4 separate regions of the Homo sapiens genome follow, and regions 2, 3 and 4 are each linked to region 1. Evidence: chromatin loops called from intact Hi-C (ENCODE). Cell type or tissue: endothelial cell of umbilical vein. All regions are shown on one strand. Region 1 overlaps EPB41L2 (erythrocyte membrane protein band 4.1 like 2). Region 2 overlaps EPB41L2 (erythrocyte membrane protein band 4.1 like 2). Region 3 overlaps LOC102723445 (a long non-coding RNA gene). Region 4 overlaps EPB41L2 (erythrocyte membrane protein band 4.1 like 2).

What was found. Peaks named below come from ENCODE experiments on the same cell type or tissue, not always from the same donor. Only the 100,000 strongest peaks of a DNase experiment are listed, where the experiment ranks them.
Region 2: a loop joins it to region 1, with 1.9 times the contacts of the local background. A loop is called at or near these places in 6 of 110 quality-filtered maps.
Region 3: a loop joins it to region 1, with 2.7 times the contacts of the local background. A loop is called at or near these places in 2 of 110 quality-filtered maps.
Region 4: it touches region 1 in a loop (2.2-fold over the local background); 5 of 110 quality-filtered maps call a loop at or near these places.

What each region holds. Positions count from the first base shown.
Region 1 is chr6:130,942,869-130,947,868 of GRCh38, forward strand. The region is part of intron 3 of EPB41L2 (erythrocyte membrane protein band 4.1 like 2); the gene reads right to left. Among named protein-coding and RNA genes, the nearest start is that of EPB41L2, 120 kb to the right of the region's middle. In endothelial cell of umbilical vein, no CTCF peak of the experiment used is centred here; DNase peaks (open chromatin) are centred at 2,753 and 3,443; H3K27ac peaks cover 1,465 bases.
Region 2 is chr6:131,011,253-131,016,252 of GRCh38, forward strand. All of the region lies in intron 1 of EPB41L2 (erythrocyte membrane protein band 4.1 like 2), which reads right to left. Among named protein-coding and RNA genes, the nearest start is that of EPB41L2, 49 kb to the right of the region's middle. RefSeq lists an enhancer at 4,762-4,931. In endothelial cell of umbilical vein, no CTCF peak of the experiment used is centred here; DNase peaks (open chromatin) are centred at 2,419, 4,149 and 4,789; H3K27ac peaks cover 2,431 bases.
Region 3 is chr6:131,114,452-131,119,451 of GRCh38, forward strand. All of the region lies in intron 2 of LOC102723445 (a long non-coding RNA gene), which reads right to left. Among named protein-coding and RNA genes, the nearest start is that of AKAP7, 19 kb to the right of the region's middle. In endothelial cell of umbilical vein, CTCF peaks have their summits at 2,519 (motif pointing left) and 2,724; a DNase peak (open chromatin) is centred at 2,480.
Region 4 is chr6:130,995,002-131,000,001 of GRCh38, forward strand. The region is part of intron 1 of EPB41L2 (erythrocyte membrane protein band 4.1 like 2); the gene reads right to left. Among named protein-coding and RNA genes, the nearest start is that of EPB41L2, 66 kb to the right of the region's middle. In endothelial cell of umbilical vein, no CTCF peak of the experiment used is centred here; a DNase peak (open chromatin) is centred at 2,300.

The sequences.
Region 1 (5,000 bases):
GTTTTGCTGAGAATGATGGTTTCCAGCTTCATCCATGTCCCTGCAAAGGACACGAACTGATGCTTTTTTATGGCTGCATAGTATTCTACGGTGTATATGTGCCACATTTTCTTTATCCAGTCTATCATTGATGGGCATTTGGGTTGGTTCCAAGTCTTTGCTACTGTGAATAGTGCTGCAATAAACATACATGTGCATGTGTCTTTTTGGTAGAATGATTGATAATCCTTTGGGTATATACCCAGTAATGGGATTGCTGGGTCAAATGGTATTTCTGGTTCTAGATCCTTAAGGATCTTCCACACTGTCTTCCACAATGGTTGAACTAATTCATGCTCCCACCAACAGTGTAAAAGCGTTCCTATTTCTCCACATCCTCTCCAGCATCTGTTGTCTCCTGACTTTTTAATGATCGCCATTCTAACTGGCGTGAGTACATATTTTAAAGTAACAAAAATGTGTCCAAACTGATTTTAAAGCATAAATTTTATTCTGAAAATAACTTTTCCCAACATTTCTAACCTTACTCGACCCTGAAGTAATTTTCATTCCAAAACAGAGAAATAATTCAAAGATCTAGTTCCTGTTCTACTACCACCCTCTGATGAGGGTAAAAACTTACTAAGTGGTAAATCACCAAGGAGTTGGCATGGCTGCCAGTGTGTAGCATGCCTATCCAGCAAGAGGTGGACAGTTTCTTCAAAAGTATGTCAGGATGGCTGCTCACAGTTAGAAATTACTTTCAAGTTTAATGCTTTTAAAATACCAGTGATGCAGGGGCAAACAAAGTAATCCCCTGGTTTTGAAACCAAATGTGGAGAAGACAGAGAAGAAAAAAAGCATGTGAAAGAATTCCTCGAATGCTGAGAAATAAAATGGCCTATCATTCTTTAGTTTCCTCAAGAGAAGAGGAGGCATTATTAGAAAACAAGGGACAAAGAATAAGAATTATAGTATCTTCAAGCCCAGCCTACGCCCAGCCAGCAAACAACCTGGTCTGATAGCAGCTCCAACAGAAGTGAAAGAACAGAGCTTCCGGGAGCCTGCAATTCCCTCTGAGCTGTGAATGTGAGCTCCTAAAGGGCCAGGGTCACACCATAGTAACTTCTATATGGCTCTCATGCCTAGAGTTTCACAATCTTTTGTAGAAACATAATAGTTTTCATTTACAATAAGCCTTTGAAGTATTTATATAACAAGTCGGTCTGCTGTTTCCAAGCATCTGAAAAGCAGGGCAATAATGGACAGCAGTCGCAATGATGAGGGTGGGTGGATTATATATATATACGTACATACACACACATACACACACACACACACACACACACACACACACACAAATGCCCAAATCTTTGTTTTCTAATTAGAGGGGATGGAGAGAAGACTTAGGAACATAAATAAACAAATGCTATCATTTATCTTGGATAGAAAGATAAAAACTTTATAAATGTACAAGAAAGTACAGGGAAATAAATCAAAATTACTTTCTATGAGAAGTATTTTAGGCAAAGTCCTCCGTTAAGACTCTATGGGGAGAGAGAAGAAAGTTATTTTTCCAGAGAAACTAATAATAAACCAGGTGAAGAAACAACATCAGCATGAGAAAAATCAAACAATACAAGAGTTTAGCAGTTGTTCAACACAGCAATACAAGAGAGTCTTTCACAAGGCAGTGCATGCTTAATTGCCAAACTAATGGTGCAAACAAGTTCCAAGGAAGAAAAGAACATTCTGAGAGCTGGATTTGAGTTGGAAACTAAGATAGGCAGGAATCATGTGATGGGGAAAGCAAAATGTGGAGTTGGTAGGGTCAGAAACTGGAAGGAAGGCCAGGCAACTCAGCATATGTCTGATTAGAGGACCAACTTGACACAAGGGAAGACTCAGAAAATCAAGTGGTAACAGAGGTCAAAAGATAGCCTGAGGTTATACGTGACCAAGAGTGGAGGAGGGAGGGGGGCCGAGGTCCAGCTAAGGAGTGACTTGATTATGAGGCCAGGCTCTGCTGCTGTGAGCTCCTTGTGTTCTTCAAGCTGGACCAAAATATTCTATCACTTACATGGCACGGCAGTCTTTTCCCATTTAGTAAATACAAATTAAGTTTTGAATAGAATTACCACCCTAAATCCTGTTTTAAGCTAAAAGGATAAAGACATGCCACCTTGACCAATGTCACTGGAATTTTAAATTGCACATAATACATGCCCATTAAATTATTCCTAGTTCCCAAAATGACATATAAATCTGCCACTATTTTTATGGAATCTTATAGAGTGCCATAACTTCCAGATCCTCTACAAATATGTAGATAGTTGAAACTGTTTAACTAGTAAACTTAGTAAGTGTCAGTACTATAGGTCTGAAATACCACCTTGGAGGGTGAAAAGAAACAACAATAAACAAACAAGCAAATAAAACACACTCAAAGTAATGATAGCAAATTGGATTTCCGAGACCCGAACTCAACACAAGAAAGGCAAAAAGACCTCGACACATTCTGCTCTCTGAGAAATACTTTTATCAACAGAACACTGATGAAGAGAGCCTACATTGTTAGCCTTATTCATAACTAAGAAAAAACGGTACTGACATTCCTGTGTAGGCAGAAACAATGCCCTTGATTCTCAGACAAAATCAACATGTGGGAACAACTTTGAGATGCCAGAGGAAAATGTGAGCAACTCTAACTCAGAATGCACATTCACTCAAGCTTCCAAAGTCTTGCAGGAACTTTCACACTTATTTGCAAACTTTAAAACACATATACCGACTTATCAGTTGTAGTAAAACCAGCTCAATTCTAGAAATGGAGGAAGCAAATATTTTCATTCTCTTTGCAATCTGAGAATAGAAGAGAGGAAGTGACTCCCCCAAGATACCCAAAGAGTAAAAAGAAAAGTAAACATAGATCGCCTGACTTTATATCCATGGCTTCAACTAAACCTTATTGTTTTTTTCCCCCGCTTAGAGGAAAGAGCTCTGCTGTTTTAACACACTGAGTATGTAAATGACCTTAGCAGCAACATCATAAAGAGTGCTAGAGTCAAGTCCCTGAAGTAAACATGCAGGATCCAAGAGACACCCAAAAATTCTCTACAATTTAACTCTGGAACCAAAGAAGGTTGGCACATACCATTTAAATATCTCAATGAGATAAAAACATTTCCAAAAAAATCAAGTTATAAAGTTTCTTCATTAAAAAATCTTCAAAGTTTTTTCGAAAAATTTTTGAGATCTCAGTTGACTATCAATAGATGATAAATTAGTATAGAATGTAAATTGTAATTATCAGTGACAACAATGAAACAGTACCTACCACAAAGATTTGGAACAAATGCACAAAGAGAGCCTAGGCCTCAGGTCAAAATTAACGCATGGCTTAGCAATAAACCTATTGTTACATAAGCCAAAAATAACATTAAAGTTGGGCCATTTCCATAGTATTTTTTTTAACTTAACTATAATCATCATTTAAAAATGCACTGTTACTCAATGTTTATGTTCATTTATTATTTCCAGCCTTGGGGAATCCAGAAAATTCTGTGTGGCATAAAAATTTTTTATCCACTTAATATTAGCAAATGCCCTCTTTCCTTAAAAGAACACAAATTTCAAAGATGGCGATTTGTTTTTAAAAACAGTACTGTATTGGTTCCTTGGACAGTTGTCTTTATCTAATTCCTGAAGTTTAGGAGATAAAGAATAGGTTGATAGCCCACAGGAAAAACAATGTGGAAACAGGAAGCCATAAAAAGTAGAGGATGAGGGGAGAAAGAAGGGATATGAACAGATACATGGGGATATAGACACATAAAATACATATAAATATATAACAACATGTTAATATAGATTATACAGAATATATTAATTATATAGAGTGAGTAAGCTAGGAAGCAGAGATGATGTTCAGATGTCAAACAAAAATGCCCCCATGAATTATGTTTTTTGATTTTAAAAAAATTATTCCATTGATATAGCAATATTCACATTAAATGGTTTAAAGGGGGTACTTTTGTTGACCAAAGGTACTGATAGGTAACAAGAACAGGAAAGTGCCTAACATACCCAATGTTCTAATCGCATCACAAAAAAAAATTATCTATAGAGACCACTGATGTGCATCATAAGCAATGCACTGAATAAAGAAGACCCCCCCCCCAGCCCCTTAAATTACTGCAGCCATATAGCTAGCTACAATGTTCCAAAATCTAAACAGCGCCCTTGACTTTGCTAGGTCCTGTATACCAATGACTTTACAACCTCTGGTCCATTACTAAGCAGCTCCTTTTTGCTATGGATCAGTTTTAATCTTCTCATCCTGGCATTTGAGGCCTTTTAGAACCTCACCCTACTCTCTATAAGATCCCTGTAAGCCAAGCTATCACCTCATGACTTCCTGCACAGCCCATGCTTTGAGTGGCTTCTCTCCATTGTTGTAAACACCCTAAGTGAAGACAATTAGGTCTTCTTCAGTGGGCATGTTATATCAAGGTTTAATTGAAAATTAGACACATGTACATATAGAAAGAAAAAGAACAAACAATAACTACAGTCCTCTGAAGAGCCATAAAGAAATACAATATTTGCTGAGAGTAAACAGATGGAAACAAATCTATTCTCTCAAACCAAATACAAGTATTTCTTTCCCATATTCTATTCTCCTTCCTTGAGTGCTCAAAAGTTCATTAATAGCTACAGTTTCCCATATCTACTTCCCCAAATAGTCCTCAGACGGTGATTTCCGGTGTAGAGATACAGAACCACCGATAAGCAGCATCAGCATATCATCCAATCTGCCTAAGGTCAACACTGGAATTGGGAAACATTAGCCTGCTCAACCCCATGATGGCTGTACTCTGGGCTCCACTCCTGAGGAGGAAACAAGAACAGGTCTGATGAGTAACAGACCCAAACTAATGATACTAAGCAAGCAACGGGAAAATCAAAATAAGAGGAAAACTTGTATAAAAGGAAAATGCAATAAAATGGGGAATATAATT
Region 2 (5,000 bases), 68 kb after region 1:
AGCCATTCATAAAGGATGGAGGGAAGAAAGGAGGTACAGATTCCCAAGTACCTGCAAAGGCATCAAGCATAAAAGACCACTACAAGTTGCTCTTTTCAACTTTTCAAATTTAGTCAAAATTACAAACGGTAGGCCCAAGAACTTCTGAGGTAATAAATCAGTCCATTTTTCCACTAACAAGGTGGATATTTTGTAGATATTAACTGAGAAGTTTCTTCAAGATCTTCTGAAAATTCCATGTAACCATTGTATTTCGGCTTTCTATTTACAAATCAACACTTGACTCTATAGACATGTACTTCAAACTTATGTCTTAATCACAACTGCATTCTCTGGTACTCAGTATAATTCTGAGAGGCAGACTAGGACCTTCATTCAAGCCAAAACTGTCTTAAGTGAAATATATCTTTGATGGGTATTCCTTTCATTCTTTGGCTTCTCTCCCACCCCAAGCCAAGGTAGTTCAGGTACCACTCTTAATAGGCAGTCGACTACCGTGGCTAATAGAATGGCAGGTAACAGTTTAAAGGGTGACCTCCCCTAAGTAGGGGTGAAGACAGGAAGCAAGTGAAAGAGAATCCAGTGTACAGTAAATGGGTGCTAAGTTAGGACTGGGTGAGAAAACAGATGGATATCCTCTTCCTCCACCTCTAGAAGAGAACAACTTTCCAGGCCAAGCACAGTGGCTCAAGCCTATAATCCAGCACTTTGGGAGACCAAGGCAGGTGGCTCACTTGAGGTCAGGAGTTCAAGACCAGCCTGGCCAACATGGCAATACCCCATCTCTACTAAAAATACAAAAATTAGCTGGGCGTGGTGGCACGCACCTGTAGTCCCAGCTACTCGGGAGGCTGAGGCATGAGAATCACTTTAACCCAGGAGGCAGAGTCTGCAGTGAGCCGAGACTGAGTCACTGCACTCCAGGCTGGGCAACTGAGGGAGACTCTAGATGGGGGCGGGGGGAGCTTCCCTAGTTACTACTGAGTTGTTTTGTTATGAAAAAAAATCTCATGAAGTCAGAGCTTCTAACGGATTAGATTTAGCCTGGGCCCTGTGTTAGCTAAGTCAGGGTTTCTCAACCTCCGCACTACCAACATTTTATTGTGAGGAGCTGTCCCTGTGAACTGTAGGATGTTTAGCAGCATGGCGGGCTACCACATACTAGATACCACTAGCACACCTTCAAGTTGTGGAAATAAAAAATGTCCCCTACGGAACATCACCTGGGCTGGGAACCACCATACTAGATGATGAACATCAGGCTACTTATTAACTATACAATGAAGAAGAAACTGATGTTGATGAATAGGACAAAATATTGAGATGAGAAAAAGATTATGCCATATTGGTCTACTGCCTGCATTTTAATGAAAAGCCAATAGATATCCCCAATAGAAGAGGGAAAAAAAATGAAAATTAAGTCCAACAAAGTAAAGCAAAGCAAAGTCTGCAGCATTTAAATAAAAACATGATTGAGTGTATGTGATGCTAATTGCTAACTGAGACCACAAAATTACATTAAATGATTAGGTACACAGGTGCTCAGGCATGGCGGAAGTGCAACAAAGAAAGAGTTTAGTAAAAACATTAAAACCAAGTCAAACCAACTCTATCTTCATTCCACATATCCAAGCCCATTCTACAAGAATCTTCTTTAACTGATTTGATTCTACAAAATGAACATTTGTAATAGTAACTATTTTGTATTAATAATAATTAGCAACACATAGACAGGACTCCAAATCCCGGTTCCAACTATCTTCTAACTACATGACACCCTCTCTAAGCTATTTCCCCTATCCAGAGAAGTAAAAGGTGTAACCAATGTAAGAACATGAGCACAGTGCCTGGCACACTGTAAGTACTAATAAATGGCAATTACCAGTAGTTACACATATTATTTTGTAAACATGTTTTTACTACAAAATGGAAGACATTGCCCAAGAGGAACTAAGAAGAAAACACACTTCTAATCAGTTAACTAAAGAAAAAAAAAAATATATATATATAAGACCCAATCCTGTAAAATACATGCCTAAGATGCCAAAATTTACTTCACTCTAAAGGCAGGAGAAAAACATGGATTACCAACCAAGCACATGGCTATAATAAAAGCAAAATATAAATGCTACTTTTTTTTTAAGTATCACATTATTTCCCACTTGCACTCACTCCAAATATATTTCCCCAGACTTTTATCCAAATCAGCTAAAATACCATTTTCAAGGGGTTGAGATTAAAAATTCACTTTATAAAAGAAATTTTCTATGAAGCCTAATAATCAAGTAGAAAAAAGAGTATTTTCTCACACATATCCAGAGCCAGTTTAGAGTTGCTGTTTTTGCCTCACAGAAGTTGTTTTCCAGCCACAAGCTACTACAGATTGTTCAGACCTTTTGGCAGCAACACAGGAAACTGCCCTTTTCACCCGTTCTCCCACAAAAATGTAGTCAATTTCTAGGCAAGCCCATATCTCAAGGCTACTTTGCTTTATAGAGCCAAATGCACACAATTTTTCATTTAGCATTAAGAAAGGGCCCCATATATTTTGCATTTTTGTAAAGAAAATTGAAAGCAAGTCACCAAAGACATACGGGCAAAGTTATTTATTAAATCAGCTCATAAAGTGTGCCACACCAACATTTGAAATTTATAGGACATTCGGAATCACAGCTGTTTCTGTTTTATATCCAAATCGTCCAGGATGCAATGGGCAACACGTGAAGCTATTTCCTGATGCTTAATTGTGCCTTGGTGTCCCACTATTCTCAACTTGCCATGTTTCAAATAAATAGTTAAAATAGGTGTGATTAAAAAAAAAAAAAAAACTCAGGCAGCCCACTCACTCACCATATCTTTCATTTGAATCTGAGGTTTTTCTACAATACTATGGATCACATAAAGACATCTGAGCAAGTCACAGGATGAAGCCGAAGTTCTTCTCACATTTCTTATTCAAGTATACAAAATCAACCCACATTTTTCTCCTTCAGTTATTTAAGGGGAGGTGAGGGTAGGAGGTGGTAAATTATGCAACAGCTATAACGTATTTAATTTCTAAAAATGAAGCCAATGCTGCCTTTTAAATGCAAAATTAAAGATGACCCTTTAAAAACCAGGAATCCCTTTGTATCCCATTTGGCTTAAAATTTCACAGACTGGTCATTTATTTAGAACACAAGGAAGTCCAAATGGTAAAAAGGCATCTGTAATCACTCACAAAATGAAGCTGGATACTACCCTGTCCTGGGAGAGTTGAATGCCAAAATTCAATCTGTGACCCAAGCTCCACAATTCATAGATTGTGTAAAAAGAAAAATCAGCACAATATTTTCCAAGGGACGTTTTCTGTCTCCAAAAATGACTTGCAACTGCAAACAAGTTCCAACAATGACGCAAAGGCAACCTCTCCAAAAGGGTACAATTTCAGAAACTGTCCAAAAACCCCATACACAAAAACAATAAGCAAAGGAACCTCGATTCAATTACACAAGACCCATTACACTTTGATTCAAGAGAAGATAAAAGAGTATTTTTCAGTCAGAGTCCAACATAAACACTAATGTAAAATATGCTCAAATTCAGAACTTCTTTTCTGAATTTAAATTATTCCAGCATAATAAATCCTATAGATTACACAGGGAAGAAATCCGGAAAGCAAACCAAGGAATTCAAAATAGAAATTCAAAGGAAAATGTTTGGGTGTCTGGTAGGTAAAGAGACCTGCTTGCCTATATCTAGGTACAAAAGGCACATCTTGTTATTTTAGGTAATTTTTCCAACTTAAATAAACTGCACAGTGGAGCAGGAACCAACTGTAAACATGCTTTCATTCCCTGCTTGCCTTAAGAAAATGTTGGTAAACCAGGCTATCTTTCATCTCCATAAACAAAACAGAATATCAAAGAGATTTCACATTATTGTTTATCAGCTTATCAGCATCATCAAAGTACATCTGTAATCGATACTACTTATGAGAAAGCATCTGTGGAAAGAGCAAGAAGAAAGAGTCTGTGTTGGAAACTCACTTGGGAGGGTCTGAAGGAGTTTTGTGTGCTGTTCACCACTATCATAAAATAGCCTGTAAGACAATCACCAAAAAGTAAAAACAGAGATTTCTTGAGTTAATGGTCCACATCTTCACAAGAATAACTTTCGAATAAGTAAACAACAACAGAACAACTAGGCCAACGTTATCCAGAGGTCTGGCATAAGAAGATAAAGCACTCGAGTTCACAGTTTAAACATGGGTTTCCTGGCCCACAGTAGAAAACTTCAGCCTGGGGAAGATTTACTTCAAATCAAACTAAATGAGCAATTAAGGAATCTCTTTACTACTGTTACATTTTTAAATTCACCCTATTAGAACACTCATCTTAAAACAAAACTGGACTCTTCTAAAAAACAAAAGAGATGAAAAATACAGAATTGGTCACTGATTTCTGTTCATTCTCATCCTACTTCCACCTACATTCAACTAATATTTATTGTACAGTTACTATATTAAAAAGCACACAGCTAGTACTGAAGAGGGATAGAGTGAGCTAGACAGAGAGATGTACTTACTGCCAAATAGGCTATGTCTGCATCTGTAATTTGCACACAGTAAGTTCAGGTGTTTTATTTGCTTCCGGGTGTTGTTTTTAAGAATGTCTCTGTGGTTCACTTTTATATGGCAAAAGCACTGAAGGTCCTTCATGTGTCTAAATGAAAAAGTCTGGACATTTGGCTTCAATAAAGCCATCACTTTCTTGAAGATAGGTTCCAGCTATGAATCGTCTAGGTTTGTGTGCTGGACAGGGTGAAAAGGGCAATGTTCTGTGTAGCTGCCAATGGGCTGAACAATTCCCAGTAGCTTGTGGCTAAAGAAATCTTCTATGAGAAGAGAACTGTAACTTCCAAGCTGGCTTGGGATAATTGTTTGAAACAACGTGATTTTTTTCCATTCAGTTATTTTCTGTTATACCTTTTCCAGCAAAATTATTCTGTGGAATTTTAAA
Region 3 (5,000 bases), 170 kb after region 1:
TATTGATATTGTTTCTGCTGTTATTTGTCAATCCTCTTCAGATAGGGCAAGAGCAAGATTAATTTTTTTCCTTGAAAATTGATGTGATGGTCTCCCACTGTAGGCTTTTTCTTTAAAATTGTCTCATCCCTTCTTAAACCAAGTTATCCATTTGTAAACTGCTGATTTCTTTGGGAAATTGTTCTCGTTAACTTTTTGTAAATCATTAATGATTTCACCATTCTCTCACCAAAATTTCACCATAAATTTGATGTTTATTCTTGCTTCAATTTTAGCAGAAGTCATATTGCTCTGATAGAAGCTCTTTTCAAACTGATGTCTTAGCCTTCTTAGTGTCCCAATGTAGATCCTCTTCAGATATTTTATAACAAGTTAGTATGAGTTTATTTTGGTGCAAAAACAACTTGAAATCCATGCATAATGTTTTCATAATATGCATTTTCCATGAACTTTTTGAAGGCCCTTGTATGATTTGCAAATATTTTCTCCCATTATATCGGCTGTACTTTCACTTTCTTGATAGTGTCCTTTGAAGCATGAAACTTTTAAATTTTGATTTATGTATTTATTTTAGTTTTAGTTATATTTTTTTGAGATGGAGTTTTGCTTTTGTTGCCTAGGCTGGAGTGCAATGGCGCAATCTCGGCTCACTGCAATCTCCACCTCCTGGGTTCAGGCGATTCTCCTGCTTCAGCCTCCTGAGTAGCTGGGATTACAGGCATGCGCCACCATACCGAGCTAATTTTTGTATTTTTAGTAGAGGTGGGGTTTCTCCATGTTGGTCAGGCTGGTCTCGAACTCCCGACCTGAAGTAATCTGCCCACCTCAGCCTCCCAAAGTGCTGGGATTATAGGCATGAGCCATTGCGCCCGGCCTATTTAATTTTTCTTTTGTGGTTTGCACTTTTGATGTCATGTCGTATTTAAAAAATCATTGCCTAATCCAAAGCAGAGAGATTAACTCCTATGTTTTCTTCTAAGAGTTTTATAGTTACCATTGTTTTAAATATAATTTATTTGATTATGTCTCCCTAATTTAATTTTTAATAATAGCTGGACTTAATAACCAGCACTCAAGATTCCTGAAAGTTTAAAAGTTGACTCTTGCAATCTGGTATAAGCCAGCTCTAGCACACCACTGAAGGTGTATTGTGCTGGGTGGGCCTGGAAGAAAGACAAACTAAACCTCTGACACTGGGACTGATAGGGACGAGGAAGAAGCTGCTAGTCACTCACCCATGAAGGTAGAGTTGCCCAGTGGAATCTAATCCTGATCTGAAAACTGATCTTCCTAAAAGAAACTAAAAAACTAATCTAAGGCTAATCCCATGTGGAATCTTAGGTGTGTTTCCAGAAACTGTAGTTAAGACACACCAGTTTGAATGGGATTCCTGAGGACTAACTCAGAAGACATGCTGAGGTATTGAGGTAGTGGTGGTGGCAGCATTAGATTAATACACTGTAGAACTCCCCAAGAATTTAGGTCACAGGGAACTAGATTCTAGCCTCAGAGAAAGAGCACTGGTAGGAAATTAATGTGGTACCATGCCCAAGTCATTAGATTGAGCTTAGAGCAAGGTCTTGTACTCTGTCACTGGAGAGATCACCAGTTTTTGCAGAGTATGAAAGCAAAGACACACGATACTAACTACTCTGGAATAGACCCACGTACTGTTGTGGAACACTGTAACTTCAAGGAGACACCAAGAATACCAGAAGGCAGATTCAGCAGGAATGGATTGAAGGATATCTAGTTCTGATGGAATAGCATTTGAGATACTCTGAATGGCCCCACTCCCAATACCTTCTCTCCTACTGGCCGCCTGAAAAAACCTCCAAGTACTGAATATACTATATAAATAATATGTTAAATGCTTTTATATAGCAGGCAAAACTGTAAGGAATCTATGGAAACAACAACAAAGAAAAAAAGAAAAGAAAAGACTCCTGAAAGGTAAATGATTTCTGAGGCACGTTTTCACCCTAAGGGTCAACCTAAGGGACCTTGAATTTACATTTTGAGAAATGGTATGCAGAGGATAACAGATCGGCCTATGGTGAGGAATCTAATAGGTGATCCCTGCATAGAGCTAAGTTTCTAATGGCAACACTCTCAGTATACAAGTGAGCAAGAAATATGTCTATCTAAAGAAGAAGACATTGAAAACTTGCCTCTCTCAACTTTTGCCCTGGGAGAAGAGGAAAAAAAATTCTCTGAGAATTCATAAACTCAACCAAGTGCTTATGTGGGTCTAAAGCCAGATTCAAGCTAGTGATGCATAGCGCTGCAAAATTTAGCAAATAAAAATAGAGCATCCGTAGTTAAACTTGAATTCAGATAAACAATGAATACTTTTTAGTATAAGTATGTCCCAAATATTGCACAAAAAATAATTTCTTGTTTATTTGAAATGTAAACATAACTGGATGCCCTGTATTCTATTTGGCAACCCTACCAATGTAGTATGAAACGCCAAGTAAGGAATTTAAGTTGTTCCAGGTTAATAGTGCCCCCTGGTGACACAAATAAAACGATATTCTTTTTGGAGGAATGCAACTTCAAACCAGGCTTCAAAGAATTTCCTCAGATAAAGATCGAATACAAGCTCACAATGAAAAAAAAAAAACACAAAACATATAAGAAATAAAGGTAATGTAAGTATGAACCAGAAAGAAAGCCAGAAAGGTTATTATAATAAAATATGCAAAGATTTCAGATATTAGAATGATCAAATATAGACTAGAAAATAATGTGGTTAGTATGTTTAAAGAAGTAAAAACCTGCAAACAGGAACAATAGACTAGAAAAAATTCAAGTAGATTTGAAAAAGAACCAAATGGATGGCCTAGGAATGAAAAATATAATACCTGAAGTTCAAAATTCAAAAGCTGGAGAAATAGCATATTAGACAAAGCTGAAGAAAGGATTAGTGAACTGGAGGAAACATTTAATGGGCTTGTTTAAAATTACGCTCAGAGAAACAAAGAGTTGGAAAATACAGTAGTCCCCCTTTATCTGAGGGGAATATGTTCTAAGACCCCCCAGTGGAAGCCTGAAACTGCAAATAGTACTAAATCTTACATATATAAGACTGTTTTTTCCTATACATATGTACCTATGATAAAGTTTAATTTATAAATTGGGCACAGTAAGAGATTAACACCAATAACTAAAAATAAAACAGAACAATTGTAACAATATACTATAATAAAAATTATGTGAATGTGGTCTTTCCCTCTCTTTCAAAATATCTTTTTTTTCTTGGTTTTTGAGACAGAATCTCACTCTGTTGCCCAGGCTGGAGTGCAGTGGCACAATCTGGGCTCACTGCAACTTCTGCCTCTAGGGTTCAAGTGATTCTCATGCCTCAGCCTCCCAAGTAGCTGGGATTATAGGCATATGCCACCACACCCAGCTAATTTTTGTGTTTTTGGTAGAGAAAAGATTTCACTATGTTGGCCAGGCTGGTCTTGAACTCCTTACCTCAAGTGATGCGCCTGCCTCAACCTCCCAAAGTGCTGGGATTACAGGTGTGAGCCATCACACCTCGCCTCTTTCAAAATATTAAGATATATTGTACTGTTCTGTGAGTAACTGAACATGGAAAGTGAAACCACAGAGAAGGGGGAACTATTGTATAGAGAGTCTAAAGGGAATTGAGGACAAAGTCAGACTTCGTAACATAATTAGAGTTCTGGAAGAAGGAAAGAAAAAGATTATGGGGAAATAGACAATAATAAAATAGCAAATGGGTGCTTTTTCTAAACTTTTGAGAGATACCAGTTTTCAGAATCAGGAAGCCCAATGTTTTCAAGCAGAATAAGTAAAATAAATTCATGCTTAGATTGCTAAAACTATAAAGCTCCAAAGATAAAGAGATGATTTTTAACAATTGTCAGAGAGAAGAGAGATTATAACAGCATATAATTCAGGGCAGTAGTCGAAGTTAAAATTTTTGAAGGTCCTTGTGTTATTTGGGGAGAAGGTAAAGACATTAACTTTAGATTTTTTTAAGTATGCCTGTTAATTATTTAGGATAACTCCTTTAAAACAATCAACATAGAGAATATCACTTCCAAATTAGAAGAGGAGAAAAAATGGAATGAAGGGGTTGCAGGGGGGACGCAATCAATCCAAAATAAGTCAAATACATTGGAGAGGGGTCAACAAACAAGAGCCCAGTAATTGTGGAGAGTACACCAGAGGCCAGGGTTGAGGGATATAAAGTGCTAAGCCCTCCAGACAGTGGAATGAAGCCAATGATGCGTTTCTTCCTTTTGTCCGATTACATCAAGGTCTTGGGGGCAAACACTTTGAGATTCAACCCTGGGATCTATGAAAGTCACATTTCCACAGAGAAAATGAGGCAAATATTGATTAAGAAAAAAGAGAAGGCTGGGAATGGTGGCTTACACCTGTAATCCCAGCACTTTGGGAGGCCGAGACGGGTGGATCACCTGAGATCAGGAGTTCGAGACCAGCCTGGCCAACATGGCAAAACTCTGTCTCTACTAAAACTATAAAAAATTAGCTAGGTGTGGTGCACACACTTGTAGTCCCAGCTACTCTGGAGGCCGAGACACGAGAATCCCTTGAACCCAGGAGGCAAAGGTTGCAGTGAGCCAAAATTGTGCCACTGCACTCCAGCCTGGGCAACAGAGCCAGACTGTGTCTCAAAAAAAAAAAAAAGAAAAAAGAAAAAAAAAAAGAAGTGTAGTTTCTTCAAGGCTTTGGTCAGGAAATTGCTAGAAAATCAATTAATTTTTTTAATTATCTGGAAATTTCCTGGATTTGCTACTTCACATTTTTAGCACAGATGAAATGAGGCCTCGGTGTGTGAACATGGATCAGTCAATTCATCATTTATTTTGGAAAAAAAATCAAATCTGTCCTATGTGCTAAGCAAAGTGTTAGACTCCCTTAAAGTGTTAACTATCTCGTAAGAGAATTATTTATAATGAAAGCTAAAATATTTTAATCACCCCAAAAGAGGTAAAAAT
Region 4 (5,000 bases), 52 kb after region 1:
CCTACATATGTTGACTGATGTCTTAGGTCTCTCTAAAATACATAAAACAGGCCGGCCAGGCGTGGTGGCTCACACCTGTAATCCCAGCACTTTGGGAGGCCAAGGCGGGTGGATCACGAGGTCAGGAGATCAAGACCATCCTGGCTAACACGGTGGAACCCCATCTCTACCAAAAATACAAAAAATTAGCCAGGTGTGGTGATGGGCGCCTGTAGTCCCAGCTACTCGGGAGGCTGAGGAGGAGAATGGCATGAACCTGGGAGGCGGAGCTTGCAGTGAGCCGAGATCGCACCACAGCACTCCAGCCTGGGCGACTAAGCGAGACTCCGTCTCAAAAAAACAAACAAAAAAAACAGGCCAGGCACAGTGGCTCATGCCTGTAATCCCAGCACTCTGGGAGGCCTAGGCAGGCAGATCACCTGAGGTCAGGAATTCGAGTCCAGCCTGGCCAATATGGTGAAACCACTCCAGCCTGGGTGACAGAGTGAGACCCTGTCTCAAAAATAATAATAAAATAAAATGTATAAAACCAAACTGTGCTCTGACCACCACGGGCACATGTCTTCAGGACCTCCTGGGGCTGCGTCATGGGTGCAGGTCTTCAACCTTGGCAAAACAAGCTTTCTAAATTGACTGAGACCTGTCTCAGATATTCGGGGTTCATAGTACATAGTATATATCTGAACCAAAATGTGAAATGTAGCACTCATAAAAATTAACTTAGCTGCCATAGCTAACTTTCCCTTTGTCATGATCTGCCTGATCCTTTCCTCCTCCTATGGTCAGCCTCACTCCCATGATTTACACTAGCTCTGTTCAAGCAGTTTGAGTTCAGCCATATTTTGGAACGCTGTCATATCCTCCTTCCCAATCCTTTTCTATCTCCTCCCACTGTCCCCTAAAATTCCAGGTTAACCATATTGGAACATATAAATTCAATAGCACAGTTATGAATAGATAAGGAAACTTGTTTTTCCTGTTCTATTATCTGTATATCATAAGTAAATATTCTTCCCACTGGACCTCAGAGTAATAAGGGAGCCAGAGATACTCTGTCTCTTCTTTGGAGAGGGACTGGCCCCAGTATCTGAGTCTCCTTGGAGGGTTTCCTCTCACTTATACCCCTTAGTTACAAAAGAACATCCATATAAAGAGTTGGTTTCTGCCATAAAGTTTACTGTAACAGGATCTGTCCTATACCAATTGTGTATTTATCTTTAAAAGACACAGATGGAATGGCATGACCAAGAGCTTGGAATCATTCTATAAAACAAGCCCAACTGATGCCCAGACATAAACAAACACTGGAACCCCTGTGTACCTCTGCCCCAGATGACAGGAGTCAGGCCAGCACAGATCAGCTCTTGTTGGAAATCAGTGAGCTGGCCCCTCCAGGACGGGTCAGGGCTTATGTGATCTGATCTTTACTTGTTTCAAAGCCTTCTTAAGAGTTATAATATAGACTTGTTACACTTATATGATCCTGGAAAACATCCAAAATGACTAGCCTATGTCTTTCTGATGCACATCTTCTGTAGGCAATAAATGTACACACTTTCTACAAACTGTGAACTTTCAAATGAGTCCATCTAATGAATGAATGAATGAATGCCCTATAGATTAACACTTCCAAAATTAAGTTCTACTACCTTAAGAATTTGTGGCAATGCATCACCCTATTTTGCAAAGGGAAAACAAGTGAATTTAAAAGGATAATGCTGTTGCTTTAACCTATGTGAACATATTCACAGACAAGAGACTGGAAATGTTCAACCAAAATGGTAACGGTAATTATTCCTGAAATGTGGGTACCTGGAAATTTTGCTTTATTTGCATTTTTCTGTTACCAAGTTTTCTGCACTGAACATGTGTTATAATTTTCAAAAATTTAAATAAAGTCCATTAAAATGGAAAAATGTAGGGTTTTCTCCCTTTAACTCTATACTCCTTAACAGTTTTAAGGGCAGTACAAAACAGGATAACTAAGTCCCAGCAAAGTTATAATAAATTGGTATTGTGCCATGTGGTATAGATTTACCAAAAACACAGAGGTACATTCATACTATTCCTCTTTGAGCTTGGCACTATACACAAGAAATCACTGGACTCTGAGAAGCTTTCAGACACTGTTACATTAGAGGACTTTTCTTTAAGTTAGATTTGAACTGGATTTAAAAGAATGAAAGGAATTTCCTGGATTTTATCACAGCAATTTCCCAGGAGATTTTTCCCTCAGTTCTTCATACAAGGATTAAAGCCACTTAGCAAATTAGAGAGTGTACTTGCCACTTAAAACGCTATTAAGATCATGTAAATTAAGAGGTCTTTAAAAAGCAATGCACATCAACAAAAGACTTAAGAGTTCCTGCTCAGAAGTTGTTTTAACAGTTTCCTATGAAGGTAGTCAAAAAGCATCAACCATCTGAGGTCACATCTAAGTGCAGGGGGGATCTACTTTCAGACCACACAGAGCTACGAAGGGATCAGGGAACACATATCTACATTAGATCAAGAAAGAGCCTTTCTTTGTTATATGACAACTGTTACTGTCAAATTTTCTCTACGACTTCATTAAAATATCAAGCACAATACACGCACAATTTAACACAGCACAAGGCGGACAGGGACGTGTTTTTCAGGACTGCAAAATGGCATCTGCAGAATGTCTCAAAGGAGTGACAAAGGCACTTCTTTAGCCCTAACAAAGAGAACAATGTTTCCAGTAGGACACTACAGGACTATTGCATTTCAGGGGGGAAAAGGCAGTGAAAATTAACACAAAACAGAGCTAAACATGGAGAATGACAGTCTGTAGGGAAGAATTAAAAGAAACTATTGGACACAAGTTTCACTCATTATTGTATATAAGAGCACCTAATGTTTTAAAAATCGAGTTATTGCAACTGTTAAGTTTGCAAATAAAATTATAACTAAAAAAAATCACAAAATAACCTTACTTATCAACTGAATTAATTTGATTCATAAGCACTGTATTTCTATAATTCCTGTTAAAAGGTAGTTTATAAACAAGCAATAACAGTATTATGATAAGCAATCTATGTGTATCATTTCATTTAATTTCTCACGACCACTCTATGAGAAATGTACTACCAATGACTCCATTTTATAAGTAAGGAAATTGAGTCTTAGAGATATAACATAGCTCAGCATCAGACAGATCTGAGTTTCAATTCCAACTCCTTCACTTACTAGCTATGAGACTTTGACTTTCTTTCCAAGATCTTTTGAATTCCAAGACTATGAAAATCAAATAATTTTCACATGGATTAAGGACAAATTCTTTTCAAAAATGGGACAAGAACTTTCCTATAACACCATACAAAAATGGAGCTAGTTGCTTAATGAATTGGGGGTGTAGGGGAAATTGGGATACACCCACCCAAGATCAACCAAGTAACACTTGCAAAACACTGTTAAAAGAGTAGCTTAAGAATGCCTTAGGAAAAAAACGAAGAGAAGGAATGATGAGAGTTAGGATTAATTACAAAATAAATAGCATATCTGAATAGACTGGATGGGGAAAGATGATAATCAGGATACTAAACTGATTATTCCTCACTTTATCTGAGGTGTATGTGCTTAGTTATCTTCAGTGGACAGTACTCTGAAAAACTATTTGATGATTTCTATATTGTGAAAAAACAACTTCAGCCATAGTTACAAACAGTAGACTCTGATTACAGTAAATAAAACCAGTAAATAAGTTAGCAACAGGTAAATTTTTCTCCCTATGACTATTTGTTTCATAAATTGTCAATCCTACTTTGAATCCCAGGACACTGCTACCCAACTAATCTTCCTGAACTCCAGTTCTGATCATATCATTCACCTGTACAGGAAACCTCAGTGACTCCACTGAGAGAGGAAAGCAAACCCAGAAAGCAATTCTTCTACCTCGAATAGAGTCCTCCACACTCTGGCCTGACTCTCCTTTTCCAGCCTTTCTACTCAGTTCTGCCCAGGATGAAAGCTATCATTCTGGAGGTAAGAGCCACTGTCTCCAGGCTCAATCCTCAAGCCTCTTCTCAAAAGACAGCCAACCAAGTAGAATGCCCATAATGACGAGCACCACCGTAGAGTCCAGTTACCAGGCTATGACTTTGCCAGACTTCCCTGCCTACCCCAGCTCAATGCTGTTCTTCTCTCTCCCAGATCCCCTAGTGTCCCCTACCCCTCTTTCAGAGCTCAGCACTTTTCTACACTCTAGGCCCAATGCGCCCATCTTATCCACCTTACCAAGCAAGTCTGTCTTACTTATTTCTGTATGCACCACAGCAACCAACCATACCCTTTTGCACAAAGTTCTACTTAATATATGTTGGGCAGAAAGAAACAATAAGAAAAATCCAGCATGCCTAAGTTTTCAAACCATTCTAGGCATTATAATCTTACTTTTCTATTATCCAAGATAACCATCTTAATGATTCAATAAAGTTATTGTAATATTAAGTCAAACAGCACTCTACTGGAACAAATATTATTTCGGCACATTTGTAGTAAGAAATCTCATGTCGTCTTTTAAGATTCCTTTCAAGAAAATGGGGGAAGCATGGTATTTACTATCTTCACCCTGCATGATTGCTTCTCATGGATTAAGATTGGCCTACTGGGTCACTAGCTTCAAAAAGGTATCAAATTCTAAGAAAAGCAAGAAGAAACTAGAAATGTCTCCAGAAAACATGCTAAAATTAATTTGGGAGGGGTATACAATCCTCCTGAATCATATTAATTTTAGATCTGGAAGGGACCCAAGAAAATAACTTAGCCAACCCTTTATTATGCAGATATTAGAGAATCAAAGAAATTTTAGACTGAGCTAACTGACTGAAAGATCAGCTTTTTAGAATATCCTGAGCAAAGGCAGAAACCTAACCTCCTGGCAAAAAATAGTTGCCAGGTATTTCTCATTTGCATAAACATGTTAAATCAACCAGGCAATGAGCTGAAATTAATTAGGTGATAAGCTCACATTTCTGAAT